Linked DNA regions of Homo sapiens: region 1 is linked to region 2. Evidence: chromatin contacts called from ENCODE Hi-C or POLR2A ChIA-PET data. All regions are on one chromosome and are shown on one strand. Each heading gives the region's core, a stretch centred on a gene start or an enhancer-like site at or near the end of the contact. The rest is flanking DNA. Distances are from core to core; before and after follow the strand shown. Region 1 has its middle 69 kb from the start of LINC02541. Region 2 has its middle 26 kb from the start of LINC02518.

Region 1 (4,577 bases), core at 709-3,208, 260 kb before region 2:
TTTTTATGGTGAGAACAACCTCCAATGATCTTTCTTTTTTTTTTGACATATACATTACCTCACATACTTATTTTTTATGATGAGAACAACCTCCAATTCTTTCTTTTTTTTTTTCTTCACTTTTTAAATTAAGACAGGGTCTTGTTCTGTCACCCAGGCTAGAGTTCAGTGGCGTGATTACAGCTCACTGCAGCCTTGACCTCCTGGGCTCAAACAGTCCTCCCACCTCACCTTCCCAAGTAGCTGGGACTACAGGTGTGAGCCACCACACCTGGCTAATTTTTTTTTTTTTAAATTTTTTGTAGAGATCGGATCTTATTATGTTGCCCAGGCTGCTCTTGAACTCCTGGGCTCAAGCGATCCTCCCACCTTGGCCTGCCAAAATGCTGAGATTACAGGTGAGCTACCTCGCCTGGCTCCAATGACTTCTTAACTGAGTCTTTTCAAGAATACTATGAAGGCATAAAAAGGAATGAGATCATGTCCTTTGCAGGGATATGGGTGGAGTTGAAAGGCATTATCCTTAGCAAACTAACAGAGGAACAGAAAACCAAACACCACATGTAAGTGGGAGCTAAGTGATGAGAACACATGGACACATGGGGTGGGAGCAACACACACGAGGGCCTGTCGGAGGGGCATGAGTCAGGGGAGGGAGAGCATCAGGAAGAACAGCTAACGGACTCTGGGCTTAATACCTAGCTGATGGGATGATCTATGCAGCAAACCATCATCACACACATTTGTTTACCTATGTAACAAATCTGCACATCCTGCACACGTATCCTTGAGCTAAAAATAAAAGTTGAAGAAAAAATAAAAAAGAATCTTGAGTTCCAGGTCTTTAGGTAAAGTGGGCCTTTGCTGGAGGAAAAACAAGAGGAAGAAAGTGTCCTTCCCGTTTCTTGCTTTTTGGGATAGCTTCTTTAAGTATTTCTTGCTCTTCACAGCCTCATCAACCCCTTCTTTCACTTCTAAAGGCGTACTCTTGTTTAAACCAATATCACTAGACTGGCTCTTTGCTGCAGTTTCCTCCTCTGTAAAATGAGGGTAATAGTAACTACCTCACAAGGGAGAAATGGGGAGGCAGAGGGTGTAATGTAAACTGTGCAGGTAGGAAGAGGCAACCAGGGAAGACAGGACCAGATAGGGACACTAGTGGGGAAGCTCAGAAGATGAATATAAGTGATGGAGATGATAGGTAGGGAAGGGGTGGGACAGAAGTAGGCTATTTGAAGTAAGGATCCTACTCAAAATGGAAAAAGGGTGGGCTAATTGCAGAGTTCATGCTCCTTATTAAGAAGAAAATGGAGGATGTGGCTGCTATGCTCCTGATGCAATTGGACCTTGCCAAGGTGGTACTGGGGAAAGAGAAGGTGGCCATGATCCCCATTCTCAGCTAACAACCAGATTGTTACCCCTTCTGCATAAACATTTTGAATGTGCTACTAATACAATGACATCATTATGTGATGTTACACAAGTCTGAATCATGCATTGGACATTTTTTTCTATGATGATCATAAGTTTTTATTTTTTTTTTTTTTTTGAGCTGGGGTTTCGCTTTTGTTGCCCAGGCTGGAGTGCAATGGTGCGATCTCGGCTCACTGCAACCTCCACCTCTCGGGTTCAAGAGATTCTCCTGCCTCAGCCTCCCAGTAGCTGGGATTACAGGCATGTGCCACTACGCCCGGCTAATTTTGTATTTTTAGTAGAGATGGGGTTTCCCCATGTTGGTCAGGCTGGTCTCGAACTTCCGACCTCAGGTGATCCACTTGCCTCTGCCTCCCAAAGTGCTGGTATTAGAGGCGACAGCCACCACACCTGGCAGATCATAAGATTTTAATCTGTGCCTTTGTATATTAAATGTTGTCCTCAGAAGAGAGACAATTGACCCTATCACTCCAGATAAAAACAGCAGAATGTCCCTGAGTCACCCTTAGGTGGGGCAATGTTGGCTAATTTGTCACTATTCTGATGAAACTTTCCCTGCAGTCAAATCCCTACAGTCATAAACCTAGGAGGGGCCTTAGGAGCCATATAATCTCTTTCTTAGCTTCTCAACCATCACAAGCAGATAAGGAGATCAAGCCTTGGTACTAATTAAAGGATTTGAATAAGGAGAGTTAGAGTTAGTTTCCATTTCCAGCTCTGTTATTTGTTATTAGTTGACCAGTTAACCGTGGTCAAGTCTCTTAACCTTGGAAACACTAAAGTGGTGCTTTCTGAGTTAAATGAATTTAAAAACTTTTGACCTCCTATCCTTGTTTGGTAAACAGTGAAGGATATGGACACATGCTTTACAAAAGGCTTTGCTGTTTCTCCAGTGACAGAAATTTTCTAAATGACCATCTTCAGGCCTATCAGGCAGTTTGTAGACAAGGTTGGATACATCATACATCGTCCATCTTAGTGGTGTCCTCATAAAATGAAAGATTGAAACTCCAAAGGAAAGATAGATGGTGATGGCTTCAGACACAGACGTAGTTTATTGTGGTTACGTTTGAGGTAGATGGAAAATCCCATCTGACCAAAATTAATTTGGACAAATCCAGCCCCACCACTACAGACCCTCCTGCCCCCAAGATTTATCCGTTTGAATTAATGAGCAAACCCTTCCAAACAGGACCATCTCTGGGAATGTTAACTCATTGTAACCCTTCTAGTCCCTCATACCTTAGTGTGACATTGTTGAATGCAGGTAACAAGAACACCCTGACTGAGGTAAGCACTGAACTAACTGGGGAGCCCACACAAAAGCTCTGTTCTCCTCCCCAGGAGCATCTCAAGAAAGACCCTTATTATTCCAGGGAAGAGAGTGCAAGAGGAAGGGAAAAAAGAGATTGAAGAACAATGATGGAATCGAGTTATTTCACTATTTTCTAAAAACAAAGGTAGGATTATTAAGCTAGATAGAAAGAAACACTTCATAATTATATATTTATTTTTAGTTTCTCCTTCTCCTTTTTTTTTTTTTTTTTTTTTTTTTTGAGACAGAGTCTCACTTTGTAGCCCAGGCTGGAGTGTAGTGGTGTGATCTCAGCTCACTGCAACCTCTGCCTCCTGGGTTCAAGCAATTCTCCTGCTTCAGCCTCTCAAGGAGCTGGGATTACAGGCACCCGCCACCCCACCTGGCTAATTTTTGTATTTTTAGTAGAGACGGGGTTTCACCATCTTGGCCAGGCTGGTCTTGAACTCCTGACCTCAAGCGATCTGCCCACATCGGCCTCTCAAAGTGCTGGGATTACAGGCATGAGCCACAGTGCCTGGTCTCTTTTCCTTAGGAGACCTAAATCAGTGTTTTCTAAAGAAAATCTCTGAGTCTCAAGTGACCAAAAGTTTTGCTTTGACTGAAAATACTTAGAGAGAAAGGAATGGGCTGTATCCACTAAGAATAAGGACATTTGTTGTGACCCCTTTTGTGCAAATAGAATTGAAAATTTTTCCCTATTTTGAATGGAGAGTCTTTTACACGCTTTATTGAGATATAATTCACATACCATACAATGCAGCCATTTGAAGTATGCCTAGGCTAAATGCGGTGGCTCATGGCTGTGATCCTAGCACTTTGGGAGGCCGAGGTGGGCACATTGCTTGAGTCCAGGAGTTCAAGACCAGCCTGGGCAACAGGGTGAAACCCTGTCTCTAATAAAAATACAAAAAAAATTAGTCAGGCATGGATGTGTGTGCCTGTGGTCCCAGCTACTCAGGAATCTGAGGTGGGAGAATCACCTGGGAAGTCAAGGCTGCAGTGAGCCCAGATCATACCACTGCACTCCAGTCCCTGGATAACAGAGTGAGACCCTGTCTTAAAATAAAATAAAATAAAATAAAATAAAATAAAATAGTGTGTCACTATCTGGTTTAAAGAGTATTAAAAAATAAAAGATAAAGAAATAAAGTATGCCTCATTTTTGCTGGCTGTGGTGGCATGAGCCTGTGGTCCCAGCTGCTTGGGAGGCTGAGGCAGGAGGATCCCTTGAGCCCAGGAGTTCGAGTCCAGCCTGGGCAACATAGCAAGATTCCTGTCTCTAAAAATTTTGTGTAAAAGTTTAATAAAATGTACTTTGTTTTTGGTATATTACATTTTTAATTTTTAAAAATTGTGATAACAAAAATTACCATTTTAACTGTTTTTAAGTGTACATTGAATGGAGTTTTTAAATAATTTAATTTTTAAATTTAATTTACTTAATTTTAAATAATGTTTCACAGGGAGCTCTCTGACTTACCTATTGATTATAAGTATGAATCTGAAAAAAATTAATGTATTGAAATATAATAGGTCAACTGAAAAGACCACAGAAATGGACACTTGTAAACCAGCAGCAACTCATTAACTGGTCTTAGGAGGCTGTCAGCAGCCATGTGCCCTGTGACTCCAGACTCCCTCAGCATCATCTTCCCAGAAATACTGCTTCCAGGTCATTACCACAGAGTGATAACTTTTCAAAATAACTTTCCCTCAGGCAGGTTACCCAGCAAATTCTGAGTGTCAAGTACCTAGGAAGTAAAGTGCAATTAGAAGCAACAGAATGGAAGTTAGGAGCCAGGACAGGAAGGATCTAATCTATACT
Region 2 (4,619 bases), core at 1,553-4,052:
TTAGATTCTACCAGACATCAGTGATCCATAGGAAGCTAAGAGCGAGAAGTACTCTTTTTCTTTCCTCTTTATAATATGCCAGCTTACATTATAATGGTAATCAGTGATGGGGTTATTAAAGAGAGGTATTGTTAATTTCAGCATAAAGCAATATAACTGTAAGAAGTTGCTAAATTACTCATAAATATTTTGATTTTAACGTAGTTTTGTGTCTGAATAATATTGTCAAGAGCAGAGGGTTAAAGAACACAGGCTGTGGAGTCAAACAACCTGGGTTCACACTGTTCTCTACTTACCAGCCCTGGTATTGTGGGCAAGTTACTTACCCTTTCTGAGACTCAGTTCTCTCAGCTGTAAAGTGGGAGTAATGTAGCATTCCTCTCATTGTTGTAGTATGATGTTATGTTAAAAGAAAAACCTTAAACAAATTAAACTTAACAGAGTGTAATAGACCAAAGAACAATTCACGTATTGGGCAGTCCCCTGAACCAGAATGGGCTAAGAGGGCTCTGGAGCTGCCACATGGTCAAGTTGTATTTATGGACAATAAATGGAAATGAGGTACAGAAACTGCTGGATTGGCTACAGCTTGGGTTTTCCCTTATTGGCACATGATTTAATCAGTCGGCTGCCTGTGATTGGCCAAAACTCTGTGATGGGTACAAGAACAGGTTACAGTTTGTTAACATGTCCAGTTAGGTTGCAGTTCACTATGTACAGAGAAATTTTTAGGCTGAAGTTAAAATATGTAAGGAGCTTTCGGCTAAACTTGATTTAATAGTAATTTAGTGTTGTAAGCAAAGCAGATAGATTAAAATCGGTGTTAAAATGATAATGTTGCCCAAGGATTTCTAGTTTCTGCCTTTTCAGTAGCAGTTTTCTGGTACATATAAAATATTCTCTAATTGATGCAAATTGTGACATAGGTATGTTTTGGAAAACTACACATAGTCATGTAAAGAATTTTTCCTGGTCCCTAGGTCTGGATTTTGTCCTCCATTTTGTCCTAACCAGAAGCCTTAGCTAATAGCTGGGAGTTTGTAAAGGTGAACACTCAGTCACTGGGGCAGAGGGGTATATTTTGGCAGTGGAAATTCTTCAGCCCCTTGCAGCTGGCTCCCTGCAAGTCAATGTGGAAAAGGTGTGACCTCAAGGGTGTGTGGCATTAGGAGTTGATGAAACTGTAAGGTAGGCATGGGCCATCCCACTGAAATTTTAATAGCATTCATTGAAATTTAATGAATCGGCCATTCTTTGATAAGAAAATGGTGAGAATCTATTGCAGGGGAGAATTCAAGATTCACATAAAGACTTTAAAGGAATTTGGTGTTTAAGATGGGGATAGGATAAAAGTATTTCCCCCTAACATTAAAGCAATGCAAGGGAATTTCAGAAAACCTTCATTCTACAATCCCTGGGTCAGTGACCTCATCTCCTACCATGGAGGAGGACTCTTAGCTTTTGTAAGACTCATCTTAAATAATTAAGTAGTCTTTGTTTGATTACATTTTTGTGATGAGAAAGAAAGTTTTTACCTTTGATTGTGCCTTTTAAAAGCTCATCTGTTCAGCTAAATGGTTATTAATTATTAGTCTTTACGCTTGTTAATTATATCGGTTATTGGTGGTTATTATATTGTCTTAGTTTTTCTCATCCTCTTCCTCCTTTCTTATAGCCAAACCAAGAATTAACATTATCCTGGCATTTATGAGAAATATATAACTGGCAGTCCTCAGACTATATTAGGCAGCTATGGTCTCTTACGACATATTTCATGGATTTTAGACAAATAGATAAAGAAGAGTAAATTTTCTATTTTTGAAGTCCAAAACTTTAATTAGACGCTACAATCACCTTTTTAAGTTTAATTTTTTTTGGGGGGGGGGTTGGGGGAAAAAAACAAAAACTCACAAATAAATCTGTCTCTTTGACTTAACACCTTGGATTATTATTATTATTTTATTTTCATTTTTTGAGATGGAGTCTGGCTCTGTCACCCAGGCTGTAGTGCAGTGGTGTGATCTCAGTTCACTGCAACCTCCGCTTCCTGGGTTCAAGCAATTCTTCTGCCTCGGCCTCCCAAGTAGCTGGGATTACAGGCCCCCAGCACCACATTCACCCAATTTTTGTATTTTTAGTAGAGACGGGCTTTCACCATGTTGGCTAGGCTGGTCTTAAACTCTTGACCTTAAGTGATCTGCCCACCTTGGCCTCTCAAAGTGCTGGGATTACAGGCATGAGCCACTGTGCCTGGCCCACCCTGGATTATATTTTAACAATCCAAAAGTTTTCTCATATTTGACCCATGACCTGATTGAGCTATTTTTAAACAACTAGACATCTTTATTTCTGAATCTTTTTTTTTTTTTTTTTTAAAAAAGGTCAATTTTAATGGCTGTGTGTAAATGGACTAAAGCAGGGTTCACAAACTACAGTTCATTGGCCCAGTCTGGCATGCGTCTTGTTTGTGTTTGGTCTAAAAATTAAAAATAGCTTTTATCTTTTAAAGCATTCTAAGAAAAACAAGCAAACAAAGAACAATTGGCTACAGAGATTGTATGTAGTCCACACAGCCTAAAATATTTGCTCTCTGGCTTTTGACAGGAAAAGATTGCTGCCTCCTGAGCTGAGGGATTGATTACATATTATATTTTCTGTTAATTCCTCTTAATGCACTCTCTTCTCCCTGCCCCTGTCCAACTACCCACATCCTTTCCAGGTCTCATTGCTGTCTGATGATCCAGCCCCTTCCTGAACTACGGCTTGTGTTAACAAATAAACAAACACAATATATCACTACCCATAGAGAAAATCTGTGGTTTTCCTGGTTGTTTCATGGCTTATTACAGTAGCTTTTCAAATTCAATCTCTAACCTTTATGCTAATTAGAATTAACCTATCTTGAACTTGAATGGAATCTTGCTCTCTGGAGCCATAATTAATGCACAATGTTATTCAAGAATAATTCTCATTAGTGTGTGGTAAAGAAAAGCAAGAATACTGAAGTTTGAAATACTAGTTAGTCCTCAAAATACATAAACATGTGCTGGGAAGAAATCCTTCCATAGTGAGGAAGAAGACAAGACAGAAGCTCAGGAATTAACCGGTTATAGAAAAAGACTTTCGCTTTTAAAATGGAGATAAAGAAGGGTAATTCAGAGTGTTGGAATACTGTAATCTGCTATGTGTTTATTTTTTCCTTAAGTGGAAATGGACATGTGAATAACACAATTATCTTCCTGCAGGAAAACAGAAAACCAAGACCCAATTACTCTCTCTCTCTCTTTTTCTTTGTGACCAGTGGTAATTTACCCCTTACAGTCCAGAACATGGGCTCCTGCTGACACTCTGGCCCCAGATATCTGACCTTTGTTTGTATCATTTCATGCAGGAAAATTCCTTCGTTAACTGAAGAAAGGCAAACAGTCTAGTGCAAAGCAAACGCACCAATTAAAGATGGTATGATCTAGAGCAAGCCCAAGTTGTAACAAGTAAAAAAAAAAATAGGTCAGATTAATATTTTAAACTGTTATCAGACTCCTGCATGTCTGTGAGAGGCTTTCTTTTGAGTTTTTCTCTTGACATTTTCTGAGAATTTCCTTGGTTATTTTCAAAAACTAAAAATACTTGTATGAATGTAAACGATTAAGTAATAGGTTTTATTTATGAATGGGTTACATCTCAGTTCATTGCTTTTGCAATGCTGCTAACTGCCCAATTATGTTTCATTTTGACATCAGTCTTAATGTAGAAAATGAAGAAACAAAGAATGCAAGTAAAGTTTTTACATAGACAGGCAGAGTTTGGGCAGGTCCCTTAAAAATTCTCTTAGGACTTTGTGCAAATGTCCAGCCAACCACAAAGCCATTCCCGGAATATTTCCTCTTGTCCAGCTCTAGAGGATTCTTGGTTGTCACGTGGTCTTGGAGAAATGCACGGCCATGTTTCCTTACTAAGAGGCCCCTTTCCATGATGCTGGTTGTAGCCCTCCACTGACCTTTTGTGGCGGTGACACCCACTTCCTGGCTGCCAGCTAACATCATCCTCCATCCTTCTTTTAAGAAAACAAATCTCAGGGAATGGATAACCAACCAAAGGAAGTCAGGAAGAAAGCAGAAGATTGTAACAAAATAAAAACATAAATCAACCTTGGTAACTTCAGGGAGAAGACTATAAAAGATGCAGCTTCTGGTCTATCCCTTTCCTACCAGATAAAAGTTTTAGATATGAATGGATCTTGTTACAGAATGTGTGATTAGCAAATTAGCCATTCTTTTTCTTTAATACACATTGCCACAACAGAACTGGCAAAGCACTAGACCTGGAATTGGAGATCTGGATCTGAGCCATTCAGTGGTTGTTGAAATGATGTTCCATGTGTCTGAAGATGTGAGGAATTGTGTCTTTTTTCTCGTTTTCAAGTTCATCCTTCTCATCCTTTTACCACTATCTCTTCTAGGCCCCTTTGCTGCAGGTATTGGTGTGAGATTGGAAGTGTGGGAGTTGGAGGGAGGAGAAAAAGAAGCTGCACCATCCATGTATTGCCATATATTGTCCTGGAGCCACCCGTATCAGCACACGTGCACATGCACACAAGCACACACAAGCACAGCCTCTGG

Evidence for each region. A loop is a pair of places that touch in the nucleus more often than their neighbours do. ChIA-PET counts read pairs that join two places held with the same protein, here RNA polymerase II (POLR2A).
Region 1: a map of aorta shows a loop between it and region 2 (2.0-fold over the local background). The contact joins two enhancer-like sites. A Hi-C loop is called at or near these places in 1 of 168 maps with a recorded cell type or tissue (aorta). POLR2A ChIA-PET finds 5 or more read pairs at or near these places in 1 of 52 experiments (B cell).

Annotation. Positions count from the first base shown.
Region 1 is chr6:113,716,637-113,721,213 of GRCh38, reverse strand. No RefSeq gene overlaps it. Among named protein-coding and RNA genes, the nearest start is that of LINC02541, 69 kb to the right of the region's middle. Within about 2 kb of position 1,958, at least 3 of the 41 ENCODE cell types and tissues checked have a DNase peak (open chromatin) inside an H3K27ac peak, as active enhancers do.
Region 2 is chr6:113,456,679-113,461,297 of GRCh38, reverse strand. No RefSeq gene overlaps it. Among named protein-coding and RNA genes, the nearest start is that of LINC02518, 26 kb to the right of the region's middle. Within about 2 kb of position 2,802, at least 3 of the 41 ENCODE cell types and tissues checked have a DNase peak (open chromatin) inside an H3K27ac peak, as active enhancers do.